2 separate regions of the Homo sapiens genome follow, and region 1 is linked to region 2. Evidence: read pairs that join two places in POLR2A ChIA-PET (ENCODE). Cell type or tissue: Panc1. All regions are shown on one strand.

Region 1 (2,500 bases), 150 kb before region 2:
CTAGAAGGTTCTTACACCACCGGGGGGAACCAAGGCTTTTGGAGAAACATGCCCAGGGCCGCCCCAGGTTCGACTGGCTCCAAGATGAGGACGAGCAGGGATCCCCCCAGGACGCAGGGCTGCACTTGGACCTGCCTGCCCAGCCGCCACCCCTCGCCCCCTTCAGGAGGGTGTTTGTGCCAGTGGAAGACACCCCGAAGACGCTGGACATGGCGGTGGTGGGTGGCAGAGAAGATCTGGAGGACCTGGAGGGGCTGGCCCAGCCGTCCGAGTGGGGCCTACCCACGTCAGCCTCGGAGGTAGCCACACAGACCTGGACAGTGAACTCGGAGGCTTCTGTGGAGCGGCTGCAGCCGCTACTGCCCCCGATCCGGACCGGGCCCTACCTGTGTGAGCTGCTGGAGGAGGTGGCCGAAGGGGTGGCCAGCCCAGATGAGGACGAGGACGAGGAGCCGGCCGTGTTCCCATGCATCGAGTGCAGCATCTACTTCAAGCAGAAGGAGCACCTCCTGGAGCACATGAGCCAGCACCGCCGAGCCCCGGGCCAGGAGCCCCCTGCGGACCTGGCCCCGCTGGCCTGCGGGGAGTGTGGCTGGGCCTTTGCTGACCCCACTGCCCTGGAGCAGCACCGGCAGCTGCATCAGGCCTCCCGGGAGAAGATCATTGAGGAGATCCAAAAGCTGAAGCAAGTTCCAGGAGACGAGGGCCGGGAGGCACGGCTGCAGTGCCCTAAGTGTGTCTTTGGCACCAATTCATCCAGGGCCTATGTGCAGCATGCCAAGCTGCACATGCGTGAGCCCCCAGGCCAGACCACCAAAGAGCCTTTTGGAGGCAGCAGCGGGGCTGGCAGCCCCAGCCCTGAGGCCAGCGCCCTCCTCTATCAGCCCTACGGAGCTGCCGTTGGCCTCAGCGCCTGTGTCTTCTGTGGTTTCCCCGCGCCCAGCGAGAGCCTGCTCAGGGAGCACGTGAGGCTGGTGCATGCCCATCCCCACTGGGAGGAGGATGGCGAGGCTTATGAGGAAGACCCTGCCAGCCAGCCAGGCACTAGCCAGGATGCTCACGCCTGCTTCCCTGACACTGCTGTGGACTACTTTGGCAAAGCTGAGCCGTCCTTGGCCCCCATGTGGCGGGAGAACCCTGCTGGATACGACCCCAGCCTGGCCTTTGGCCCAGGATGCCAGCAGCTGAGCATCAGAGATTTCCCGCTGTCAAAGCCACTCCTGCATGGCACGGGCCAGAGGCCTCTCGGAAGGCTGGCCTTTCCCTCCACACTAGCATCCACCCCCTACTCCTTACAGCTCGGGAGAAACAAAAGCACCGTCCACCCACAAGGGCTGGGGGAACGGAGGCGCCCTTGGAGCGAAGAGGAGGAGGAGGAGGAGGAGGAGGAGGATGTAGTGCTGACCTCCGAGATGGATTTTTCCCCTGAAAATGGGGTCTTTTCACCCCTAGCCACCCCCAGCCTCATCCCGCAGGCGGCCCTGGAGCTGAAGCAGGCATTCCGAGAGGCCCTGCAGGCAGTAGAGGCCACCCAGGGGCAGCAGCAGCAGCTCCGAGGGATGGTACCCATTGTGCTCGTGGCGAAGCTGGGGCCGCAGGTCATGGCGGCAGCCAGGGTGCCCCCAAGGTTGCAGCCCGAGGAGCTGGGGCTGGCAGGCGCCCACCCCCTGGACTTCCTGCTCCTGGACGCGCCGCTGGGCGGCCCGCTGGGGCTGGACACACTCCTGGATGGGGATCCGGCCATGGCACTGAAGCACGAGGAGCGGAAATGCCCCTACTGCCCCGATCGCTTCCACAACGGCATCGGCTTGGCCAACCACGTCCGGGGCCACCTGAACCGCGTGGGCGTCAGCTACAATGTGCGCCATTTCATCTCCGCTGAGGAGGTGAAGGCCATTGAGCGCAGGTTCTCCTTCCAGAAGAAGAAGAAAAAAGGTAGGGCAGCTTCACTTTTAAAGGCCCAGGAGACACATGGCTGGGCAACCCACCGTTGATCTAAATTCTCTCCCTTAGCGCCAAGCAGGGGGACACTGGGGCCTCTGCTCCTGAGAGACTTGAGAGCCACAGTGAAGGCCACCTGGTCGGTGGATGTGTGGAGACGCCCCAGTCCCCTGGCCATTCCAGCCACTGGAGGAAGGAGTGTGGGTAGAAGAGTCAGCCTCAGGCAGAGAATTTCATTCATTCCTCCATTCAACAAATATTTACTGAGCAAGGTTCCCCTCTGTTCTGGGGACCTGGGGACACAGCAGTGGACAGAATAGCAGTTCTTGGACTCTTGGAGTTCATGGCCCAGTCCAGGAGTGGTGGGACCCCCTCCACCCCACACTGGCCAGCTTCAGAACCCCCTGGGGCTGCCTGTAAGGTTTGTCAGTTCCCACAGTACAAGGCTCTGATTCCAGAAGTCTGTTTCCAACAGGAGCACCCTGGGTGGTTCTGACATTGGCAGACACAAAGCCCACTTGGGGAGGTGCCAGTATGGTGTTTGAGTGTGTGTGTGTGC
Region 2 (2,500 bases):
TCCTGCCTTGAAACCAAACCTCTCCAAGAACTAAAACAAAAATGTGAATTACTCCTTGCCCTTCAGGCTGCTTCGTTGGAAAGCCTTCCCTCACTTGAGCCCCTTGCTGAGAGCCCTGTAGCACCCTGTGAAGTGGCCCCGTTTTCCTTCCTGTCTATGCAGGCAGGGACCTGGCTGTGGGTGGTGCCCCGTGGGCAGAACCCAGAGGCTGGGGGGCTCCAGTGTCCTTACAAGCACACTTCTCCCATTGCTTGTGAGCCACATCTTTCCTAGCTTCCATTCTCCTGGTTTCATCAGATCTATTAGGATGGTGCAAAAGTAACTGCTGTTTTGGCTTTTTTTTTTCTTTTTTTTTTTGGATCAAAACCGCAATTACTTTTGCACTAACCTAGCTACCTTGAGAGTGGTTTTGAGTGGGAAGTAATACCCATCTATTTTCTGATTTATTTTATTTATTTATTTATTTATTTTAAGATGGAGTTTCGCTCTTGTTGCCCAGGCTGGAGTGCAGTGGCGCGATCTCGGCTCATCGCAACCTCCGCCTCCAGGGTTCAAGTGATTCTCATGCCTCAGCCTCCTGAGTAGCTGGGATTACAGACATGTGCCACCATGCCCGGCCAATTTTATATTTTTAGTAGAGACGGGGTTTCTCCATGTTGGTCAGGTTGGTCCCGAACTCCTGACCTCAGGTGATCCACCCGCCTCGGCCTCCCAAAGTGCTGGGATTATAGGCGTGAGCCACCGCACCCAGCTGTTTTCTGATTTTAAGTAGCTAAGGAGTCTGGCTTTCTGCTGGAATCATTTGGAAAGGTCGTGGGAGAAACATCTCAAGCCTGCCTAGGTTGTCTCTTTAGGGCCTGGCCTCTGGCTTAGGGCACTAGTTGTCAGAACCCAGAAAACAGAGCTATGGGGCCTGTGTCGGGGAGTGGGGTTACTAAACAAAGGTATTTTGAGGTAAAAGACGTGAAGCATTTCTAACGTGGTTCTGTAGTTTGCTTTCCCTAGGTTGTTATGGACCAAGAGACTGTAGCTGACTTTGTTTAACTCTCATGTTCAGGAGTGGAGGAGGGGACTTGAGTATTAACAGCCGCCTTGACACAGTGGGGACCTGGTGGCTGTGGAAGCCTGAGGAGTCGGTGCCTGCTCCTCTGAACTTTCCCTCCCCTCAGCAGATGGTACTGTTGCGTGTTCTCTCTGGTGCCAGTGAAAGAGCTCATTCATGCCATTCACAGAGTAGTGTGCTTAGAACTCAGCCCTCCTCCATCTGCAGGGGCAGGCACCCGCCACGGCTTAGTGGCCACCCTCGGGCGTTGACTTCCTCCCTTCGGCGGCCCTGTGTGTCTGCTGGGCAGTGCACCAGCCTGTGTAGCACCAGCTGCTCGGCTGCTTTGGTAAAAACAAGGGAAGACTGTGAAGCTGTTCTGTGCTCTGCACACCAGCAGGAGAAGCCAGCGGAGGGTGTGGATGGGCTTAGGGCAGTGTCTGCAGTTCCGGATGAATTCTGCCTGTGCCTTATAAACATCTTCTGGGAAGGAGCTGATTTTTGATGGGTGATTGTCCAAGTTTATAACTGGATCCTGTGTTTCACTCCTCTTCTTCTATTTATTTTTATTTATTATTTTTTGAGATGTGGTCTTGCTCTGTCACCAGTCTGGAGGGCAGATCATAGCTCACTGCAGCCTGAAACTCCTGGCTTCAAGCGATCCTTCCCAGCCACCCATAAATCCTTTTAATAAGTTGCAGATGTGATATTACCTCTGTGTACTTCAGCAAACATTTCTTAAGGGCATTCTCTTTGAAAGCAGGGACTGAAACATGTATTTGTACGCCCATGTTCATAGCAGCCCTATACACAGTAGCCAAAAGGTATTATAGAAGCAACCTGTGTCCATTGATGGATGGATAGATAGGCAAAATATGAAGTATTAATCAGCCTTAAGAAGGAATGAAATTCAGGCCAGGTACAGTGGCTCACACCTGTAATCCCAGCACTTTGGGAGGCCGAGGTGGGCAGATCATCTAAGTCAGGAGTTTGAGATCAGCCTGACCAAGTTGGTGAAACCCAGTCCCTACTAAAAATACAGAAATTAGCCAGACGTGGTGGCACGTGTCTGTAGTCCCAGCTACTCGGGAGGCTGAGGCACAAGAATCGCCGAACCCAGGAGGTGGAGGTTGCAATGAGCCTAGATCGTACCACTGCACTCCAGCTTGGGCGACAAAGGGAGACTGTCTCAAAAAAAAAAAAGAAATTCAGAGGTGCTACAATGTGGATGAACCTAGAAGACGTTATGCCAAGTGAAATACGACAACCACAAAAAGACAAATACTTTGTGGTTTCACTCACGCTGGGTACCTATAGGAGTCACTTCCACAGAGACAGAAAGTAGAATGGTGGTTGCCAGAGGCAGGGATTGGGAGTTAGTGTTTAGTGGATATATGGGTTACAGAGTTTGTTTTACAAGGTGAAAGCGTTCTGAAACGCCCAGTTGTGGTGGCTCAT

The links. Peaks named below come from ENCODE experiments on the same cell type or tissue, not always from the same donor. Only the 100,000 strongest peaks of a DNase experiment are listed, where the experiment ranks them.
Region 1: POLR2A ChIA-PET joins it to region 2 with 11 read pairs; 2 of 35 experiments call an interaction of 5 or more read pairs at or near these places.

What each region holds. Positions count from the first base shown.
Region 1 is chr19:15,438,013-15,440,512 of GRCh38, reverse strand. WIZ (WIZ zinc finger) reads left to right here. Exons shown (of 13, transcript NM_001371589.1): 4 at 1-1,935. Among named protein-coding and RNA genes, the nearest start is that of MIR1470, 10 kb to the left of the region's middle. In Panc1, no CTCF peak of the experiment used is centred here; no DNase peak of the experiment used is centred here.
Region 2 is chr19:15,287,523-15,290,022 of GRCh38, reverse strand. The region is part of intron 1 of BRD4 (bromodomain containing 4); the gene reads left to right. Among named protein-coding and RNA genes, the nearest start is that of BRD4, 44 kb to the left of the region's middle. In Panc1, no CTCF peak of the experiment used is centred here; no DNase peak of the experiment used is centred here; H3K27ac peaks cover 395 bases.